2 separate regions of the Homo sapiens genome follow, and region 1 is linked to region 2. A link is an interaction called in ENCODE POLR2A ChIA-PET data of the cell type or tissue named here. Cell type or tissue: PC-3. All regions are shown on one strand. Each heading gives the region's core, and the rest is flanking DNA. Links, peaks and the distances in the headings are about the cores only. Region 1 holds the start of LINC01039 (long intergenic non-protein coding RNA 1039). Region 2 holds the start of FKSG29 (a long non-coding RNA gene).

What was found. ChIA-PET counts read pairs that join two places held together with the same protein. Peaks named below come from ENCODE experiments on the same cell type or tissue, not always from the same donor. Only the 100,000 strongest peaks of a DNase experiment are listed, where the experiment ranks them.
Region 1: POLR2A ChIA-PET joins it to region 2 with 11 read pairs; 2 of 35 experiments call an interaction of 5 or more read pairs at or near these places.

Annotation. Positions count from the first base shown.
Region 1 is chr13:99,576,297-99,587,898 of GRCh38, reverse strand. LINC01039 (long intergenic non-protein coding RNA 1039) reads right to left here and starts at 10,787. Exons shown (of 4, transcript NR_126390.1): 1 at 10,508-10,787; 2 at 9,260-9,429; 3 at 7,534-7,730; 4 at 1,904-5,195. It also overlaps the pseudogene CFL1P8. In PC-3, for the core only: no CTCF peak of the experiment used is centred there; no DNase peak of the experiment used is centred there.
Region 2 is chr13:99,343,497-99,355,098 of GRCh38, reverse strand. All of the region lies in intron 7 of UBAC2 (UBA domain containing 2), which reads right to left. FKSG29 (a long non-coding RNA gene) reads right to left here and starts at 3,679. Exons shown (of 1, transcript NR_024013.1): 1 at 3,072-3,679. RefSeq lists enhancers at 3,215-3,304, 11,524-11,602. In PC-3, for the core only: no CTCF peak of the experiment used is centred there; no DNase peak of the experiment used is centred there.

The DNA.
Region 1 (11,602 bases), core at 2,859-7,858, 230 kb before region 2:
AGATGCCCAATAATTTTGTCATCTTGAGGTTGAGAAGGACTTCTGACATCAACTCAGAAGGCACAAGCTATGAGGCAAAAAATTGAGGAATTTGAGTCCATCAAAATTACATTGTTCTGCTCAACAAAGGACACCATAGACAGAGTGGGGGAAGATAACCGTAATGTCAGAATCCAGCAAGAACTTCTAGTGAGACAGATTTGTCGAGAACAGCGAACCATGGCCTACCGGCCAAGGCTGGCCCCTCCACCTATTTTTATAAGCAAAACAAAAGTTTGGTTGGACAGAGCCATGCTCATTCATCATATACTGTCTCTGCTCTTGAGCTGAAATAGCAGAGCTGAGTTGGTGCAGCAGAGAACTTCTGGTCTGCAAAGCCTAAAAAAATATCTACTACCTGGACCCCTTACAGATAATTTTATCAATACCTCATCTAGAATATACAAGGAAATCATCTAGAAAACAAAGAAATTGTCTGGACCCCAGTAGAAAAATGGGGCAAAAATATGAAGAAATGCTCAACCTCACTATTAGAGAAATGCAAATTATAGAAAACAATGAGCTGCCACTTTACACCCACGACACAGGAAAAATTAGAAAGTCAGATGATAGCAATTGTTGACAAGGAGGTAGGAAAATGGATATTATTATGCACTACAGATGGGAGTGCAGACTGTGTAGTCTTCTGGGGAACAGCCTAGCAGATCTCAGTGAAATTCATCTGTGTACGCCCCATGACCCAGCCGTCCCGGGGTGTAACGCTGAGAAACGAATAGCCAGGTCTGCAGCAGAATGTGTACAGGGATGTGCATCCTGGCCGTTTGTGGTAGCTGGGCCCTTAGAGTCAGCCTCGTAAGGTGAAGTGGAGGAGAGGAGAAATAAACTGTCACTGGTGCTTCCTTGGGGAGGGCTAAGGCAATGAACAAGAGGCACATACAGCCACATGGCTAGATATTAAAAACATACTGCGGATGAGAAAAGACAGACACAGAATGAGACCCAGAGCCCAACACTGTGTATATGTAAATGTGTGTATGCTACATACACAAAACAATGCTAGGTCTTTTTCGGAATTCTGTACATGTCCAAGTGCATACACCGAACACATTACAGGAGATGGGGTAGTAGAGTAGAAGTGGGAGGGGGTTTTGGAAACTAAGAAACAATTAAAATAAGAGAAGGGCCTTCCACATACAGACGATAAGAGTGGAACGAACTTAATTCTGTGAATCCGAGGTCCAAACATTTGGCTGTGAACTAGAGGATCTTCAGAAAAAGCAGCAGCTTCCAGTCTGTAATAAGACTTGGGTGGGCCGGGCGCAGTGGCTCACGCCTGTAATCCCAGCACTTTGGGAGGCCAAGGTGGGCGGATCACCTGAGGTCAGGAGTTCAAGACCAGCCTGACCAACATGGAGAAATCCTGTCTCTACTAAAAATACAAAAAAAAAAAAAAGAAAAAAAAGAAATTTAGCCAGGCATGGTGGTCAGGAGTTCGAGACCAGCCTGACCAACTTGGAGAAACCCCGTCTCTGCTAAAAATAAAATAAAAAATAAAATAAAAAAATTAGCCAGGCATGGTGGTCAGGAGTTTGAGACCAGCCTGACCAACATGGAGAAACCCCGTCTCTACTAAAAATACAAAAAAAAAAATTAGCCAGGCATGGTGGCGCATGTCTGTAATCCCAGCTACTCGGGAGGCTGAGGCGGGAGAATTGCTTGAACCTGGGAGGCGGAGGTTGCGGTGAGCCGAGATCACACCATTGCACTCCAGCCTGGGCAACAAGAGCAAAACTCCGTCTCAAAAAAAAAAAAAAAAAAGGCTTGGGTGAACAGACAGGGCTAGAGATGAAGAGTTGAGAGTTCTCCGTAGAGTGTTGTCAGTGGAACTCTGCCATGCGTGCGCTTTTTCTTTTTTTTTTTTAATCTGCAAATCTTCTAGTTTATAAAAGAACAAATGACAGTTAGTGTGACAGCAGCTGACTGGGAATTAAGAAAACCTGACTTGAAATCAAGTATAATTGTCCCAGGGAATGGAGGAGCTAAGACTAAACCCGCATTCCTGAGGAGGTTGTTGGGCCAGACTAAATTTTTATCCTGGCTTGCCTAACTTCCTCCCCTGACCAAAGCCAGTCTGAATTTGGCATTGACTTTGGAAGTAGCAAATTTAGAAGTTTCAGTAGATCAGGGCAGGAAAGTGACCTAATTTATGTACAAATAAAAATAGGAATAATGAAGCAAAAATATAGGCTGTGTGGGGAGGTTGTCATATATCTGAAAATTAAAACATGTGATTCAAAATGTGGGAGATTTCTCAAAGAACTGAAAACACAACTACCATTCGATGCAGCAATCCCGTTACTGGGTATGTACCCAAAGGAAAACAAATCATTCTACCAAAAAAACATGCACTCATATGTACATCGCAGCACCAGTCACAACAGCAAGGACGTGAAACCAACCTAGGTGCCCATCAAGGCAGGTGGATTGCCTGAGCTCGGGAGACCAACCTGGGCAACACGGTGAAACCCCGTCTATATTAAAATACAAAAGAAATTAGCTGGGTGTGGTGACATGTGCCTGTAATGCCAGCTACTTGGGAGGATGAGGCAGGAGAATTGCTTGAACCCGGGAGGCAGAGGTTGCAGTGCGCCGAGATAGCATCACTGCACTCGAGCCTGGGTGACAGAGCAAGACTCCGTCTCAAAAAAAAAATATATATATATATGTGTATATATATATATGTATGTATATATACACACATACATATATATATATGAAATCATGTCCTTTCCAGCAACATGGAGGCTTTGGGCTACAAATGATCCCATTACCCAGGTAAAGAGCATAGTAACAAACAGGTAGTTTTTCAGCCCTTGGTCTCCTCCCTCTCTCCCCACTCTAGTAGTTCCCGGGGTCTGTTGTTTCTATCTTTGTGTCCATGTGTATCCAATGTTTAGCTCCCACTTATGGGTGAGAGCATGTGGTGTTTGGTTTTCTGTTCCTGCATTAATTGGCTTAAGATAATGGCCTCCATGCATGCACTTTCACAGGTCATGTATCTAGTTGGACTGGCTCTTCCACTGTGGAGTGTCCCATTTGAACCAGTTACTGATGTATGGCCTCCAAGCTCCAGATCAACCCTTCCTGGCCCTGCTGGTGACATCAGAGATGGACTCTGTAAATGTTCCTCCCTTGCCACCTGCCACGATGTTACGTTTTGTCAGTAGCCAGCCACTGAGGGACATTGCAAGTGGCAGAGGCTTTCTTCCTGGTCCCAGTGTTTTTCCTCTTGCTCCTGCAATACTGCAGCTGGTGGGGCCAGTGGGAGACCCAGAGATGTGAACCCTCCTGGAAGGTTCACTGTCACCCCAACAGGAGGCTTCCTGGAAAGTTTCCCCAGCACCCAGCAGGTGGTTTTCTGCTTGCCAGCCATGGTCTGCAGCACCTCAGCAAACTCTTATCCCATCCAGTGGCCACATCTTTCATCAACGATGTGCATCTCAGCCTTGGAGGGGAGGCTTCGTCCAAGCTTGTCTTCCTTGAATATTTTGCCTCGGCCCTAGAGGTAGTGTTTTTTCTCTACATCTGCTATTCCTATAATCTGTCTTGTTTTGTTTTCTAATTGAAGTCCCTTACTGGTCCTGCTTCTACGAGTGGCGGTGACCAGGTGAAAAGGGAGAGGAATCAGCCGGCCCAGGGAGGGTCACCTCTACCACATTCCACTCACACACAGAATGGAACACACAAGCACAGAGTCAACAGTTATTGTGATTAGAAGTTGGTAGCATGGGGTGGCCAGGTGCAGTGGCTCATGCCTGTAATCCCAGTACTTTAGGAGGCTGAGGTGGGTGGATCACCTGAGGCCGAGATAAGCCTGACCAACATGGAGAAACCCCGTCTCTACTAAAAATACGAAATTAGTGGGGCATGGTGGCGAATGCCTGTAATCTCAGCTACTCGGGAGGCTGAGGCGGGAGAATCACTTGAACCGGGAGGCAGAGGTTGCAGTGAGCCAAGATCACGCCATTGCACTCCAGCCCGGGCAACAAGAGCAAAACTTTGTCTCAAAAAAAAAAAAAAAAAATGGGTGTTGTTAAAAAAAAATGTAGGCTAGGCTGGGTGCAGTGACTCATGCTTGTAATCCCAGAACTTTGGGAGGCTGAGGCGAGTGGATCATTTGAGGTCAGGAGCTCAAGGCCAGCCTGGTCAACATGGTGGAACCCCATCTCTACCAAAAATACAAAAAAATTAGTCGGGCAGTTGTGGTGGATGCCTGTAATCCCAGCTACTAGGGAGGCTGAGGCAGGACAATCACTTGAGCCTGGGAGGCGGAGGTTGTGGTGAGCCGAGATCATGCCGCTGCACTCCAGTCTGGGCGACAGAGTGAGACCCTGTCTCAAAAAACAAACAAACAAACAAACAAAAAACAAAATACAGGCTCCTCCCAAACTAGGGTGCGTGAGGGGAACTTTGTCTGTTTCAATCCAAGAGGAATTAGAAGGTCAAAAGTGGCCTGGGAAAGCCAGAACCATCAGGGATGGAGGGAGGAGGAAGGCCTGGGGGTGAGGGCTGCTTGGTAACTGGGGTGAGGGGATTATCTTCCCCTTGCTGGGATCCCCCAAACCCCTCTGGTCTTGGAGGAAGGGGACAGACAACTCTCTGCAGATAGGTCAGGAGCTGCCAGATGTTCCAGGCAGGGGGCTGGAGGGGGTTCACAAAGGCATGCCCTCCAGGAGATGATGGCGCTGCCTCCAAGCTTCTCTGCCAGGATGCTATGGCCCTTGACCTCCTTGTGATTCATGCTTGATCTCCATCAGCTTCCCCTTGATGACATCCTTGGAGCTGGCATAGGTCACTTAGCTCTTAGAGGGTACAGACTCAGGGTCCCAGAAGATAAACTCCAGATCTTCCTTCTTGCTGTTCTTGGTCTCAGGCTGTGTCATAGAGGGTGGAGGAGCAGTCCTTGTCTGGCAGCATCTTGACTAAGGTGGCATAGGGCCATCAACAGTCTGGCCTGCACCACCTACGAGGATCTCCTTGCCCCTTCCAGGGTGACATTCTTCTTGGCCTCATTATGTCAGAAGAGCACTACCTTCTTGCACTGTTTCACCTCCTCTGATGTCACCAACTCGTGTGCCTTCATGTCATTAGACATCTTGATGTTGCCATCAGAGATAGCCACACTGGCCATGTTTCTGGAAGTGAAAGGAAGATGTCAAAGAGGGCCAGAGAAGATAAGAGCTGTTGCAGCTGCTGCTGGAATCCTCTATTTTGGGGTGTGTGTGTGTGTGTGTGTGTTTAAGACAAGGTCTTGCTCTGTCACCCAGGCTGGAGTGCAGTAGCACAATCACAGCTCACTGCAGCTTTAAGTTCCCAGGCTCAAGCGATGCTCCCACCTTACCCTCCTGAGTAGCTGGGACTACGGGCGTGCACCACCATGACTGCCTAAATTTTTAATTTTTTGTAGAGACAGTGTCTCCCTATGTTTCCCAGATTGGTCTCAAACTCCTGGGCTCAAGCGATCTGTCCACCCCGGCCTCCCAAATTGGTGGGATTACAGGCATGAGCCACCATGCCTGATCTATTGCTGTATTTGTTAGGGTTCTCTTTACTCCTTTTACACACACACACCGAAACAGGATTCCAGCAGCAGGTGCAACAGCTCTTATCTTCTCTGGCCCTCTTCAACATCTCCCTTTCACTTCCAGAAACATGGCCTTCAGTGTGGCTATCTCTGATGGCGACATCAAGGTGTCCAATGACATGAAGGCACACTAGTTGGTGATGGTTAATTTTATGTGTCAACTTAACCGAGCCACAGGATGTCCAGATATTTTATCACATATTTTTCCGGTGTGTCTGTGGGGGCGTTTCTGGAGGAGATGCACCTTTGAATTGGTGGACTGAGCAAAGCAGACCACACTTCCCAATGTGGATGGGCCTCACCCAATCCATTGGAGCCCCGGATAGAACAAAAAGGTTGACCCTGGCCCAAGTAAGTGGGAATTCTTCCTGCCTTTGGACTCAGACTGAAACATTGGCTCTTCCTGGTTCTTGAGACTGCCAGCCTTTGGACTGGCACTACACCATCACCCTTCCTGGGCCACCAGATTGGGACTTGCCAGTCTCCATACTCTCGTGAGCCAATTCCTTATAATAAATCTCTTTCTGTATCTACATATAACACTAGTATTGTAATATGTGTCTATATGTTATATATCTATATATACAGATACCGCTTAATAGATACATAGATGATATATATAATGGATAGATATATCCTATTGGTTCTGTTTCTCTGGATAACCCGAATATGGTAGTTAATTCCCTTTTTACTAATTTAAGAACTCTTTACATTAAATGCTCCCTGTTCGCATTACTGGTGTGCTTTCTGTCTCCTGACTGGGCCCTGGCTGCTACACCATCCTTACAGTAAAACAACAAACAACAACACAAAACAAACCTTTCCTGTCTTTCTTACCCTTCACAGCTGACATTCACTCTCCTTTGCCTCATCTTCTCAATTCATCACAATCTGACTCTCCCAATTGAAATAGACATTTCATTGATAAATTCCTAATTGCCCAAAGAGGCACCTGACAGGACTTTCCTCTCTTAATCACCTCCTTCTGAAAACATTCTTCTCCCTGATTTCCTCATTGTGTTTCAGACCATTTCTTTTGAGGCCAATATGGTTCATATACAGTAGGAAGAGTAAAAAGCTATTAGAGATTAGACAAAGCTATTGAAGTTGGACAAAGCTATTGAAATCCCAGCTCTGCCCTTTACAAGTGATATGACCTTGATCTCTGTGAGCTTGGTCGGCCTTCTCATTTGCAAATTTGGGATAACAACAATAGGTAGCTTGCAGTGTTGTTTGAAGAACAAATAGGCTGGGTGTGGTAGCTCATGCCTGTGATCCCAGCACTTTGGGAGGCCAAGCCGGAAGGATTGCTTGATACCAGGGGTTTGAGACCAGCCTGGACAACATAGCAAGACCCCATCTCTACAAAAAATAGAAAACCTTAGCTGGGTGTGGTGGTACAGCCTGTAGTTCCAGCTACTCGGGAACTGAGGTGGGAGGATCACTCGAGCCCAGGAGGTCGAGGCTGCAGTGAGCATTCATTGCACCACTGCACTCCAGCTTGGGTGAGAGTGAGACCCTGTCTCAAACATAAATAAATAAATAAATAAATAAATAAATAAATAAATAATTAATTTATGTAAAGCACCAAGACATACAGCCTGGCACATCGTAGGTGCTCAATAAAGGTTAGTTGCTCTATTCTCCTAATGACCTTCATCTACCCCGTGGGTTAAGCTGGTGATACTAGGGGCTCCACTTTTCCACTGTCTCAACTCACTTTCTCTGAGCAATGTTACCACACTTGAGGCATTATGTACCACCACTTATTCAAAGTTGTAACTTCTTTCCAGACCTCTCTTCTCACCCAGATTGGGGGCCGATGTTGCCTGAGCCCCTATCACACCCAGAAACCCCTGTGAACCACACAACTGTCAGGAGCCTCTTGCCTGTGTCTTCAAGGGTCTTGGCCACAGCTGATTGGACCAGGGGCTGGTGCTGATCTTAGACTGGTCACGGTGCAAAGTCCCCACCCAAACGCGAGAGCTCTGTACGGACACAGGATGTAGAAAGACCCAATTAGAGCCTCTCTGTGTGCTCTTTGAATGTGAGATGGAGAGGAGGAACTTGGTATTGGCAGCCAGAACTGAAAGAAAAAAAGAAAATCCAGGACATAGCTTCCTCGTGGCAACCAAACCTAGGGGTAAGCAGCAACATTGAGGAGAAGCAGAAATAGTCACATTAGAAGCTGAGACACGCATGTGCAGGGGTTCCTAGAGCCAGTGGCAAAGGATGCCTGATACTGTGCCGGAGCTGCTGGGAGTCACTGCTCGTCATGGAGGGCACCCTGAGGCCCCATGGAGCCAAGGCGTTGGGACAATTTCCTGTCTCTTACTTTTCATTGCTTCGTTTCCCTCTTTCACAGAAATACATATATATTCACTCCCCCACCCCCAATTGTAATTAAAAGATGCTCATAGCCGTCATTTCGCTACAATACATGCTGTCATCTGAAAAAGCTTTCTTTGCTCCTTGGAGCTTAACCAACACAACTTCAGAGCTGCAGACCCACCTAGACATCCACCATAGTGACTATAAGATATCCTTTTCTAGAGTCTGCTGAATGAATACATGGATGAATGAATGAATGAATGCATGTATACACACATACAAACAGGGGGATAAAGGAGGAATGAGCCAGACGGGACATAATGAAAAAGCAGGGAAGAATTAAGACAGTGCAGAGCCGCGGGCAGCAGTGATTGAAGCTTTGATGCTCAAGCATCCGTGGGCTCCTCGTTTCTGTAGTGCAGAGTAAACACAGAAGTAAAACAGGGTGTGAGTGGGCATCAGAATCACCCCATGGCTTCTCAAAACCCAGATTGTTGTCCCCACCTACAGAGCGAATTCAGGTCTGGGGAGGGCCTGAGACTTTGAGTTTCTAACCAGTTCTCAGGTGATGCCTGGGGACCCACAGAGTCAGCAGAATTCCGAGAAGTGAACGTCTACAAAAGCCAAAGAGCTCAGAGGTGCGGCAGAGGTTCCCTCAGAGGTTGAGGGAACTTCTGTGTTGTTGGTCCAGATAGTGATTTGCAGAGGACAGCAGATTTTGCAGCTTCCTGCCCCCTGAAAAAATACAAAATAAGGATTCCTGTCTCATTGTTAAATTTTGCAGGCAGGGAGGGCGAGTTGTCTTCATTCAAGCTCTTGTCACACTGTCCCCAGAACCTGGCCCCGACTAGGAGAACGGCCTGCCTTGGTTAAGGGGTCATTCAGCATTCAGTGTTGTCTCACTCAGAATCCTGCACTTCCAGCTAAAATCCAGCTCAGGTCAAAGGCACTCAGTGCAGTAAAGGCATCTGTGCTCAGAATCCAAATATCAATAGAACAGAAACTAAAAATAATCAAAACCACTGAAAGGAGGTTAAGAGTCCTGTCCTGAAAACAGCTATTATTTGCCCATCCTCTAGGTTACGGTCAAATTAGGACTCAGGAAGCGAAGGCTCTAGAGCTCCCTCAGATGGTTATTTTTATTTCAATTCCATCCCCATGTCAGAGTGTATTTCATTACTTACTAGACTTGGGACATTATTGGTTGCCTGCTGTATGAGTTTCCGAGGGCTGCTGTACAAAATACTGGCACCGTATGGCTTAACAACAGATTGATTCACTCACAGTTCTGGGGTCAAGGTCCTGAGATCAAGGGCCATGCTCCCTGTGAAATCAGCAGGGAAAGATCCTTCTCTCTTCTTCCAGCCTCTCTTGGTTTGCTGGCAATCCTTGGCCTGCTTCGGCTTGCAGCTGCATGGCTCTGATCTCTGTCTTAGCTGTTATATGGCATTCTCCTATTTTTATAGGGACACCAGTCATCTTGAATTAGGAATCTGTTCCACTCCAGTATGACCTCATCTTAGCTAATTACAGCTACAAAGACCCTATTTCCAAATGATGTCATGTTCAGAGGTACTGGGAGGTTAGGACTTCAACATATCTTTTTTTGGAGGGGACACAATTAACATCGACCCTAGACCTTTACCTTTTTCTCTAGTAAATCCCAGATTTTTCCAAAAGCATACTAACTGATAGGCCTACAGATAAAAATACCCAAGCAGAGACCGGGACGACCCTGCCAATGTGGTAATGGCTCGTCCCAACAAGTTATTCCTTGTGCATAATAGTTCTTGGGCTCAGCCACAGAATGTGCTCTTTCTATGTATTTACAAGATTACAAGATCTTGCTCTGTCACCCAGGCTGGAGTGCAGTGATGCAATCATAGCTCACTGCAGCCTCTAACTCCTGGGCTCAAGCAATCTTCTTACCCCAGGTTTCAGAGCAGCTGGGACTACAGGTGCGCACCACCATGTCCAGCTAATTATTTTATTTTTTGTAGAGACAGGGTCTTGCTATATTGCCCAGACTGGTCTCAAACTCTCAGCCTCAAGTGATCCTCCCACCTTAGCCTCTCAAAGTGCTGGGATTACAGGCATGAGTGACTGTGCCCAGCCTCTATTATTTCTTATAACTGCATATAAACCTAAAATTGTCTGTTAAAAAAAGAAAAAAGAAAAAAAGAAAAAGAAATGACTTGCTGGGGTTGGGTTGGTAGGGAGGAGAGCTGGGTCCTGGTCTCCTTTAGAGTAATGTGCTTTGATTATGTAACAATTGTGGAGTTCTGGGTCCTTCTGCACCTGGATCTTTCTCTGGGGAATGGGAAGGCGAGAAAGATAAGGCAGGGAGAAAGTGGGGATGTTGCATTTACTCCCCAGACCACCCTATGTTTCTATGTGTACAGGACAACGAGCTGGGCCATCCTTCCCTAGGAGAATAACTGGTCACCTGAGCCCAGCAGCAACACCTCAGAACCTTCCAGAAAGCCCAAGAAATTACAAAGTCATGCTGCCAGTGGGCCCACAGGTCAGCACCGTGTTGCCAGCAGGATGTCCTCTCCTCAGCCACACAGAGACTTGGATCTGCTGCTTCTGAACACAGGCTCCCACCCAGGGGAGATGTCTGTAGGTCTTCCTTCAGCCATGTTCCCCCAGGGAGGCTTGGCCTGGCTCAGACTCTCCTTGCGCTCCAGCCCCCGAGGAGTTTCTAAAACCTGCCTTTGCCAAGGGGCCCATCAAATTCTGTTTAGAGGCAGGAGGGTTTGTGTGCCAGCAGGACGGTTGCTATATTGCCCAGGCTGGTCTCAAACCGCCCACAGAGAGTTCTGGAATGTCCCCCATGGCATCCCATCCACTGGGAACCTTTGCCCTTAGGGGCTTCTGGGGCATTCACAGACAATAGTACTGTTGGCTTCCTGTTCCACCCAGTGCAGACCAGAAAACAAGTCATAGGAACTGAGGGCCTTGCCTTGAGCTCTGCCCGCTTCAATCAAGAGGCCACTTGGCTTTTTCAGCTGGGCGCGGTGGCTCACGCCTGTAATTTTAGCACTTTGGGAGGCCGAGGCAGGCGGATCACCTGAGGTCAGGAGATCAAGACCAGCCTGGCCAAGATGATGAAACCCCGTCTCTACTAAAAATACAAAAAAAATTAGCCGGGTGTGGTGATGGGTGCCTGTAATCCCAGCTAACTCAGGCAGCTGAGGCAGGAGAATCGCTTGAACCCGGGAGGCAGAGGTTGCAGTGAGCGGAGATCAGGCCACTCCACTCCAGCCTGGGCAACAGAGCGAGAGTCCGAAGAAAAAAAAAGAGGCCACTTGGCTTTTTCAGAGAGCAAGAGGCACGATGGCAGGGAGTCAGGCAGATGACTTCATAAAGGAGACCAGTTCACTGCCCTCCGTTGGCCTCCCCACACTTTGTCTTAGGTCACCCTTCAACTGCTGCGTCCTCTCCTGTGTTTGATTGGTGTTTTCAAACGCTCAGCAGCAAACCAGTGGAGGTGGGCTTCTCAACCAGCAGCTCCCAGTCTATGAGGTCAACCTCCAAACTGATTTCCACAGTAAAACCATCCTTTCCTCTGATTGGAAGGGATTTAGGCTCCCCCTCCCCCAATCAGCAACTTGCACCCTCAAA
Region 2 (11,602 bases), core at 3,621-8,620:
CCCCTCTTCTTACATTTCCTCCGTGGAGAGTTCATCCATTTTCATGTCTTCAGTGACCACCTGAGTCTCATTCCCGCACTTGCCTATCTGCGTTCACCGTGGCAGGCGGATGTCCACTTCCCAGCTCATGTCTGGACTCAGCTCTCCTCTGTCCATCAAACCCAGCCAACGCTGAAGGACTACTGATTTTCCCCTGGGAGAGGATCTGCCCGTTTAGGTCCTTGCTGTTGCACTCCGAGATTATGCCAACAACTTCTTGGATGACATGACTGCCAGTAAGATTTCCCCAATCCAATCTGCATGCCACGGTCAGTGAGTGTGCACAAGAAGCCCTTTCACAATGACACTGCCTCAACCAAAAACCCTCGGGCATCCTGTCTGAGTCTGTCCTGTTTTGCAGGTCTGCCCAAACCAGCCCCATCGTAAATTACTTCTCTAAATTACATCCTAAATTACTATGTCGGCTCAAACTGTCCCTGCCACCTAAAGTGCCCTCCCTGGTCCCTTCCATTTGCATAGGGCCCAACTCCTGTTTCCCATCTGTAAGTGGCTTCTTTCTCTGCAACCCAAACCCTCCTGTTCCCCTGCTCTGCTGAACTTCCACAGAACTCAGCCAAGCCGCCAAGTGAACAGAGAATAAAACCCTGAGTCTGGGTTTCCCCAGCTGTAAAATGGAAAGCTGGACTAGATAGCCTTAAGCTAGTTATGAGCTGTCTCTTCCCAATCATTATATTAAAGAACATCTGGAAGGCCAAACAGTTCTCTCTCAAAAAGGAGCCTCAGGCCACCTGCCAGAGCCGCTGCAGGAGGAGCTCCTGGACAGATGCTGGGTTGACACCCCCATGTCACCCGGCTCACACTGCTCATGAATGTCACCTGTACAACCCCCTATCTCCAATAAGATATGAGCTCCTTGGGCAACTGTCCTGTGAGAGCCACAGTTGTGGACAGTGTCCACGTGAGGGAGCAGGTGCAGAGCAGTGAAGGGGGGTGCGGTGGCCTCCCCCATCCTAAACCCACGATCTGCCTGCATCCCCTGTGAACAGGCACTGCACGTGTGCACACACCTCCATTGCTTAGACAGAATGATTTTACCAAATCTCAGTATGGCTAATCTGTGCTCTAATCTTGGGTGGGAGATCGTGACTCACGACTCTGAAAATTCCTGGCCTCTGGCTGCTTTCTCCACAAAACCACGTCTGTCAACCACAGCACTGGGCTGCTGGCTCTGAAACCTTGGGGGTTGCACGAAATCAAGGCTTCTCGAGGGTCTCAGTTTTCCTGAGATGCTCATGGGTACTCCAGTGGTCTGTTCCTCATTAAGAGCTTTTTTCTGGTTTTGAAAACCCATCAGGATGGCTTTTTTTGGGGAGGAAAAACTTCCCAGAATGATTATGAGGATGATTTTTCTAATATACCCCTGGTTTAACATGATACTGCTCCAGAGTACATCTCTAAATTCATTCGTCCTTTCAAAAACTGATTAATAAGTGACAAAAGGAAAACCCAGGAAAAGAATTAGGATTACTGATAACTTTTACATCTTCAAAAAGCCAAGTACATCATCATCATTTGCTTGTTTTCTGAGGTATCATGAGACTGTACCTCGCTCTTTTTTCTCATGAAGACACCAAGGCAGGATGGAAAATAGAAATGATTTTCTCAAGGTCACTTAATGAGTCAGTCTTGGAAAAGGATCACACTTTAGATTGATCCTATCTTTCTGTTCTGAATTTTGTCAAAAAGATCAGTATGATCAACTACAAAAGCACTGGAAACACAGCAGTAGCTTCTGCAAGGAGGTACAGATTGAGATAAACAGCGTAGCTGTAACTTCACTGAAAATAGAGTTCTTGCAAGTAATTTTCATTTAATTTGCAGATTTTTATCAACTAAGCACTAGTAACTTATTCCACATCTGATGCTATATACTTATAAACTCTTGAAAGAAGAAAGTCATAAAAGAACTAGCTTTAACTGATTAGACTGCTTTGTTGACAAGGAAGCATAGCAACTTGAAAAGAATCGTTTTCAAATCAAATTGCACCAAAAAGTGAAAGAGCATAGCCAAAAAGGAAAAGTGCTGAGGAGGGTGCCACGTGCCAGCTTGCTGTCTCTGAGGATGCTCGGGACACATGAGAATTCGCTCCCTTTGGATTCCTGGTGGACTCCTTTGCAACACACGTGCACTGCCCCTACCCCGGACACAGGGGTGGAGACGGAGGTAGAGAGTTTCCGACGGTGCTGCCTCCAGACACAATTTCTTGACTCTTCCTGACTGCACTACACATTTCTCCCAGAAGAGTGACCATCACATTTCACTGTAACTGACGCTTTCTACTCTAAGCTCAGGGAGAGGAGGGATCGTGCTGCCTTGGTCACTGTGGGACTCACCAGAGCCTGGCACTGCGTGTATTCTGCGGAATAGACGGTAATGAAAATGGTAGCACTGGTGAGGCCAAGAGGCAACAGGAAGCTTCCTAAGGAAGCTGGCCTGATGAAGGGGCAGTGACAGAAACTGGTCTGGTGGAGTGGCACTTGCACACATAAAGCTCTACTAGGCAGATCTTGCTATCTAAACCACAGAGGGAAAATCAACCATGCTGCAACATGCGTCAACCTCAGAAACGTGAAGCTCAGCGAAAGAAGCCAGTCATAAAGATCAGCTACATATGCTTCCATTTCTATAAAATGTCCAGAATAAGCAAGTCTACAGAGACAGAAAGTAGATTAAGTGGCTGCCTAGGACAGGGCGGATGGGAATGACTGCTAATGGGGCGCAGTTTCTTTTGGGGTGATGAAAAATGTTCTCAAATTACGGTATTTGTGCAATTAAAAAATACTAAAAACCACCGAACTGTACACTTCGAGGGGGTGAGTTATATGGTATGTGAATTCCATCAGCTGCTAAAAAATACATCAAGGACCAGTAAATACTTTTAAAACACTAAAAAAAGTTATTGAATTCAAAATACTTGATTAATGATAGGAACTCTCATGATTGACAGGGCAGATCTGCCTCCTGGTGCACATCTCAGATGATACCAAATGGCTGTTGCTGGGGGAGGATAAAGAGAGAAACAATTTTCACAGCCACAGAATGTTACCAAGTGAGGATGTGCAGCTAAACTCACTTTAACCAAATGCTGCGAAAGTAACTGAAAGCACGTGTGAGTATCGCTGAGCCACTCTGGGTGTCAGTAGCTTCTTTCCTTGCAGGCAAAACACAGAGGTGATAATCAACCAGTTAACACCGGGCAGCCCAATGAGATGAGGAGGCAGTTAAAAGAAGAGCACCAAGGACTCCTGGGCTTTGCTGCCAAATGTCCCACTTGGCTTGTACCAACAAGCAGGATTCATTCACACTGGGCTTCACCTTAGTTCTGCTTCTAAAATAGATGGAAATTTTACAGAAATGCCTAATGGAAAGTTTTATCCCCAAGTTTGTGTTGTGGTATATAACAGAATTCTCATCATCAGCCAACAGAGAGAGGATTGGCTCCCACAAATAACAGATGACCAGAACTAAGAGAGAATTCACATTTCCAGGTAAAAGGTTACTTTGAAAGCTGCTGGCTATATAACCTTCTACAGCAGGGACTGGCAAATATTTTTCTGTAAAGGGCCAGGTGGTAAACATTTTAGGTTTGGAAGATAAAGAGGCAAGAGATCAAAGATACTATGTAGTTACCTATATAACCATTTAAAATGTAAAACCTGTTCCTAGCTTCAGATTGTACAAAAACAGGTAGTTTGGCCCACAGGCCATCACCTGCTGACTGTTGCTCTAGAGGTTACAAGCTTTTACGAGTAATAACTATCAAGGTTGGCTCCTAAATTAGGACTCTCTCAAACTTCCTGAGAGCCACAAAAACAGATGCCCAATACTATGATAATAACTAATATCTGATAGAGCCTCTGGTACCTAAGGTAATTTTGTATAATTTTTTTTATCCCCAATGACAACAGTATTCTACAGATTGTGTATAGATGTCCCTGTCAACCCAGGATTGAGTCCCTAACTGCCCATTCTTGTTCTTTTCATTATATTACGCTGCTTTCTATTGTGAGCATGGCTCTGAAGAAAAACAACACTGTTTTCTTCCTTTCTACACTCACACACGACTCAACACAATATTCTGACACCAGATGTGCTGGGGGGCTTCATACCCCAAGCAGTGCTCCAGTGGACACCAGCAGGGTGTCCTATAATTTAACTCAATCCCCACACTGTCTCCCAGGAGATAACATCAGAGCCCACAGGTTAAGGGCCCACTCCCACAAGACTGCTCCCCTACTTCAGATGGCAATCGCCAGACCTAACCTGCGGTTCTAACCAACGTGCTATAAATGAGGGTTCCCGTGGTCCACTCCTTGGGTTCAGTTAATTTGCTAGGATGGCTCACAGAACTCAGGGAAACACTGACATCTACCCATTTATTAGAAAGGATATTGCAAGGGATACAGATGAACAGTCAGATGGAAGAGATGCACAGGGCAAGGCATGGGGCATGGCCCCTGCCCCTCTCTGGCACCCCCTGCACCCTGCTCCAGCACACATTCAGCAATCTGGAAGTTCTCTAAACCCTGTCCTTTGGGGGTTTTATGGAAGCTTCATTATGTAGATATAATTGATTATATCACTGGCCATTGGTGATCAACTCAACCCCTCTCCCTAATCACAGAGGTTGGGGGTGGGGCTGAAAGTCTCAACCCTCTAATCACTTATTAGTTCCCCTGGTAACCAGCCCCCATCTGAGGCTATCCAGGAGAGCCTGGACATCAGTCATCCATGTGAAAAGACACTTCTCACTGTGGGCGAAGGATTACCTAGGTGCCGAGGTAAGAAACTGAAGGCACAACTGTTTCAGTATAAAAAAGAAAATAGAGTAAGAGTAGTCATAATACAAATTAGATATAGAGATGATCATGGACATTATCAATCATTATAAACATCATGAATCATTAGCTTTTAATATTACTCTTTGTTGCATTACTAATATAACCTAGGAATAACCGGCGGGCATAGGGTCAGGTGCTGAAGGGACATTGTGAGAAGTGACCTAGAAGGCAAGAGGTGAGCCCTCTGTCACGCCGGCATGAGGGCTCCTTGGTCAAGCGGTAATGCCAGTGTCTGCGAAGACACCCATTACTTAGCAGACCGCGAAAGGGAGTCTCCTTTCATTGGAGGAGTCAGGGAACACTCTGCTCCACCACCTTCTTGTGGGAGGCTGGATATTATCCCAGTCTGCCCGCAGTCATCCGAAGTCCTAAACCCCTCCCTGTGATGCTGTGCTTCAACGGTCACGCTCCTTGTCCACTTTCATGTTCCTCCCGTACTCCTGGTTCCTCTTTGAAGTTCGTAGTAGATAGCAGTAGAAGAAATAGTAAAAGTCTTAAAGTCTTTGATCTTTCTTATAAGTGCATAGAAGAAAACGCTGACGTATGGTGCCTTCTCTCTCTCAGCTTCGGCTACCTAAGAGGGAAGGGCCCCCCTGTCCTGTGATTACGTGACTTGCTTCACCTTGTCAATCACTTAGAAGATTCACCCTCCTTACCCTGACCCCCGGTCTTGTATGCAATAAATATCAGCGCACCCAGCCGTTCAGGGCCACTACTGGTCTCCGCATCTTGATGGCAGTGGTCCCTCGGGCCCAGCTGTTTTCTCTTTATCTCTTTGTCTTGTGTCTTTATTTATTACAATCTCATCTCCGCACATGGGGAGAACACCTGCTAAGCCCTGTAGGGCTGGACCCTATGCTCACTGTGGAGATTCCAAGGGCTTTAGGTGCTGTGTGTCAGGGGCCAGTGGTAGAGAACAGATACATCTTTCTCATCACAGCACACAGAGCTTCTTTGCTACAGCGAGCAAAGGGAGGGAGACATGCACCGTGAAGCTGTGGAGACTCAGGTTGCACAGGCACCATTCGGATGATCATTACTACAGGAGACTCCAGTAATTGATCTGGAGGTCTGAAGACAAGGAGGCTCTGCAAAGCCTGCCCTCGTCCTTCACTGTGATGAGCTAAGCATGCTCTAGCTCATCACCAACAATATCCTGAGCACACAGAATTTTCACTGTCTCCCACCTGGTCTTCTTCCTCTAGTGTCACCTTTTCTTTTCTTTTTCTTTTTGAGCCGTGATTGCACCTTGACCTCCAGGGATCAAGTGATCGTTCCATCTCAGCCTCCTGAGTAGCTGGGACTACAGGCACAGGCCACCACGCCCAGCTGATTTAAAAAATTTTTTTGTAGAGAAGAGGTCTCACTATGTTGCCCAGGCTGGTCTCAAACTCCTAGGCTCATGCTATCCTCCTGCCTTGGCCTCCCAAAGCGCTGGGATTACAGGCATGAGCCACTGTGGCCAGCCTACCGTCATCCCTTCAGACAACGTTCATATTATGACTAAAGTGAGCTTTCTTAAAAATAAATCTAACTTACTCTCCTGTTTAAAAGGCCTCACTGATCCACCACTTCTGGCAGGATGAACACAACAGCAATTCTTAGTTTGGTAGAAGACCCGTCCTGGCCTCTGCTCTCTTCCCAACCATGTCTTTCATTGCCTCTTTCTTATAGGAACCTCAATCTCAGGCGAATGCAATTCCTTGCTGTCCCCACAGCTGTTTTGAGCCCCTGTGCGTTTTTTCATAAGGCCCCCCGTGACTGAAACACCTGCCCCAATGCTGGCCTCAAGATTACCCTCGCTGTATCCCTTAGGGAGAACTGGCCACACCCACTGTTTAGGCTCAGGGTTCTTTTTTCTTCTCTTTGCACAGACTCCTGTAGAAACCTAGTGCCTAGTACAGCCTCATGTCTTCCCCTCGCTGGCTGCAAACTTCTTGAAGGCGCAGGCGGCGTCTTATTTAATCCCTCAGGGCAGTACACTGCATTAGAGCCAAAAGACAAAGAAGTACAACAGCTCCTGTCCTCCAAGAGCTCATATTCTACTGGGGATGAACAAAACACAAACCCATGAAAAGTTATGTAATGGCCCTGGCAGTGTAAAGATGATCACAGCTGCAAGTAGCAAAATGACTCTGAGATGCCACCTGCTTTGGAGAAGGCAGCTCTGCTGGGAGACAAGAGTGAGTCAGCGGGCAAGGAACTACTGAGAGCAGCTTATGTGTGTCCAGCATAGTGTCCCGAGTTTACAAAAGAATGGGACAGCTGTGGATGTGGAGGGAGATAAGAAGTGGGCACCACAGGCTGCAGCTAATACTCTGCAGCCCACTCCATCTTCACTGCCACAGGCCCATGAGACAAGCCTCCAAAGGCCTCTGGATAGTCAGTGCTGGCGGGAAATGTCCAGAAAGATCTGTAGGAGGTCAAAGCACACTAGATGACGTTATCACATGCCTGTGCTTAATGATGAGCATGGGACCACTGTACCCTGCCCCTGTCAGCACCTAGGTCTCATGTCTCAGTTGAAGTGAGATCTATAGAGCCATCACCCTGGTCACTGTTCATCAGAGCTGTGGAATGGGAATATGCCACACAGTGGACTAAAAATGCTTCAGGAGCATAAGATCATATTGACTTTCTCACAGAGTGAAAGTAACTTGAACGGGGACCAGCGTGACCACAGTGATGTCCCAGAATGAGGGCAGCCAGTCAGAACAGAGTGATATTGACCTTCCCCCACTTCCAGCTCATGCAGCGCTTCTCATCCCCATCTCTCCACCGAAGCCCCTTTCAAAAGTGAACTCATTCTGCTGAATCCAGTGGTGGTCTTCCAGTATCATCTTCACTTGCCTTTTTTTTCCTGGGGGGGGGGGGGGGCGCCCGGGGATAGTAACGTCTGAATCTGTTCCTGAAACACCTACTCTTCCTGAAACATTCTACTCCGCAGGCTCCCTGGCCACTGAACTGGTTTTCTCCTTGGTCCCTGGGGGTTCTTTTTTTTCCCTCTTTGCACTCTCTAGACATGGGTCTTGCTTTCTACTGTTCTCTCAAGAGTATCCGTAGATCTTTTTTTTTCTTTAAATAGAGATGGGGGTCTCACCATGTGGCCCAAGCTGGTCTCAAACTCCTGGGCTCAAGCAATCTGCCCGCCTGGGCTTCCCAAAGTGCTGGGATTACAGGCGTGAACCACTGCACTCAACCTCTGTAGATGTTTCCAGCCCTGATTATTCATCTGTGTTCAGCTTGCTTAAAGTCTTTCTGTATCTATTTATTATGCTCATATTTGCTCATTAATTCCCACAGTTCCTAACATCTGCCAGGCATTATTCACACACTGGAGATATACAGAAAACAAGTCTGCTCCATCCGGAGACACACTGGTGGAGAAAGGGCAGTAAATCACCAGTGAACATCGGGTTTGCGGTGCCACGAGAGACAGGCAGTGTCTACAGGGGCAGAGAGAGCCCTGGGAGCCCCCCAGGAAGCTGGGGAAGGCCTCCCTGAGGAGGCGATATTTGTCAGGAATGCCGAGTAAATAGCAGCTAGACAAGTGAAAATGATGTGTATGTGGGAGGGGTGGGGTGAAGGGGTTGGTACAGGGAAGTTCATTCTGGGCAGAGAGGAAAGGGAAGATGTAAAGGTGAGACTGCGTGAAACAATATGAGCAGCAGTTAACTGTGAGTAACCCGGTGAGGCATGGCTGGCCTAAGGGCTTGCACACGGCAGCAGAAAGGAGATGCGGCCACATAGCAGGCAGGAGCCTTGTGTTGGAACCACCCTGAAAGCTATGGAGAGGCCCTGAAGGATGATAGCTGGAGTGAAACAAGCAGATTTCTGTTTTCACAGAGATCACTGGTGGAGGCTGTGGGGCAGGCTCAGGAGGGAGGCAGTCGGTGATGGAGATGGGAGGGAAGAAATCCAGGCAAATGGCGCCGGTGGCCTGAACTACAGCACTGGAGATGAATGACGGACTTACATCAAGGAGGGAGACTCTTTGGGGCTGAACTGGTGGGGAAGGCAGGAAGGACATGGATGTATAAGTGGGAAATGTCTGGGGTGAAACCCTAGGTTTGGACTTTCGGGTAAACAATGGGTGCTTTTCATCAGGTAGGGAGTGAGAAAGGGAAACAAATTTAGCAAAGAAACAGTACATGTCGGCTGTGTGCGGTGGCTCACGCCTGTAATCCCAGCACTTTGGGAGGCCAAGGCAAGTGGATCATGAGGTCAGGGGTTCAAGACCAGCCTGGCCAACATGGTGAAACCCCGTCTTTACTAAAAATACAAAAATTAGCCGGATGTGGTGGTGAGCGCCTGTAATCCCAGCTACTCGGGAGGCTGAGGCAGGAGAATTGCTTGAAGCCAGGAGACAGAGGTTGCAGTGAGCCAAGATCACGCCACTGCACTCCAGCCTGGGCAACAGAGCAAGACTCTGTCTCAAAAAAAAAAAAAAAAAAAGAAAGAAAAAAAGAAACAGTACCTGTCAAGAGCTGATGGGACAGTGAAGTGGAGATGTACTATAGGCAGTAGGATATTTCGGTCTGGAGCCCCAGGAGAGAGGGAGGTCCAGTCTCTAGATCTTGAGGGACTCATGGGAGCCATGAGCTCAATAAAGTGGTGAGGACAGGGGCTGGGTGGGTCCCCTTGGGTGTCTAACGTGAAAAGCTCAGTAGGCAGAGAACTGAGTCTTGGGAAACAACCTATTTAGGGAGTGAACAGAGGAAGGAGAGCTCGATCCAGAGTACAGCATCAGCCCAGCCAAGGCACTCCTCTGAGAGCCGGGCTTTAGAAACCTCCTTCTATTTGTCTCCTCCTCTGTGGTTTCTCCTTTCCCCCGTCCATCTTACACTGTGCAATAAAATGACATTTTTCTGAGATAACTGTCCTATCTTTGTTACTGAATAAACAATTTTTCACAGCCAATGTCCAAGCCGAAATCTATTGTCAGGCTTAAACTACCTCCCTCCATTATCAGTTACTATATCATTTCCCATTTCTCACTACATATCTGCCCACATGTCAATCACAGGGCTCCTGGAGGTCTCTCCTTTTTAAGGTCTCATTAGCACCTCCATGCCTCACTCTTGCTGGTCCTCTCCTCTGGAATGATGTGCCTTACCCTCTCCACCCATCCAAATTCCACCCGTCCTTCTACTTCCTGAAATCTTTTTTGGCAGCATCAGTCCACACCAGTGGCTCTCTCCTCAGATTTTCACTGCATGGGTGCTTCAGTAAATATTTCCTTGTTTCTTGGATGCTCATCTATTTCAACTACAACTGCCTGAGCTCCCTGAAGTTGGCCACAAACTCACGGAGGGAAAGGACATGTTCTTCATTTATTTTGTGCCCACAGCGAAGCCACCAGTATTGGTCAGAGAGCTTCCCAAGCAGTCTAACTGTCTAACTGTGCCCCCAGAGCCACACGAGGAGCACGTGGCAGGGGGTGGCAGCGAGCACCTGCCAGATGGCAGGATGAACTCTGGCATAAGCAGGCAAGAGAAATCTAAAGAAATACAACACTGAATCAAGACTTGAGTGTTATTTTGGAATACCTGAAATGAAAAACTGCAGACAGATCATGTGTAACATACAGCAGTTAGTAACTGAAAAAAAATGACTTTCTGACTAAATAAACTCAGATTCTATGAAAAGCATCTAAAAATCAAGTTTTTAAATAAATAACAGTTGTATTTTAAATGAAATACACAGCATGAGATTGCCTACAATAAAAGATACAGGAGCAAACAACAAAAACATGTATTTGAAACATAAAGAAGAAGATGGAAGCAAAAGTTCTAACTTAACCCTAATTAAACCTGAAGCCTGGCACTGAGTTTCCTGCCAGCCAAAGTGAAAAGGGGGAAAACAAATCACCAAGGAGCTCTCATATTGGGAGGTATATGAGTTAGGGATCAGAAACAGAGACCTCAGAGTCAGACACAGCTGGGTCTCACTCCCAGATCCCCATCAACAGCTGCATGCCCCTGGACAAGCAAGCACTCCCCTGAGCCTCCGGGGTCATGAGGGAATACCTGCATCTCTCTAGGCGTACACCGGGCATAAATGAGATAACATATACTGAGTACTTACTATAGGACTGGCAAAATAAATGGTGGTGGTCTTCTTACTGATAAAGAGTGAAACATGCTAATTCTGCAAGAGAGACAGGACCTAAGCTCCATAAGAAAAAGGACTGGGGGCTATCTTTTTTACACCTGTGTCCTCAATGTCCAGCTCTAGGCCTACCATATAATAAGCACTAAGTACTTATTTGTTGAAAAGTAAATGAAAATAAACTTTTCTCCTGGTATTACATTCCAATACAACTGCACCCTGTACGGTACTCGTGCATGCACACAAATACGGCAGATAATTTCCAGTGGTGGTTTAACAAAAGAGTTCTCTACGTGGTGATTTATCATACTTATGTGAAGAAAACTGAGACACAGCTGAGTGAAGAAGTTCAGCAGGAGGCTAAGTGCTCAGGTTTGGGTGTACCCATGTGCGGACCCTAGAAGAGAACTTAGGAAGCTTAGGAAAAAATCAAGAGTCTGGTCTGTGCTGCCCAGCAGACCACTCAACGTAAAAGCCCAGCAAGAGCCCAGGGGCTGGTGTCCTGCTCTGGACTTCAGATCTGTTAGTGAGACCATCCTATGAAAGTGGAGGAGTCTGACAGCAGTGTAGACAGCCATAAAGGCCTGTG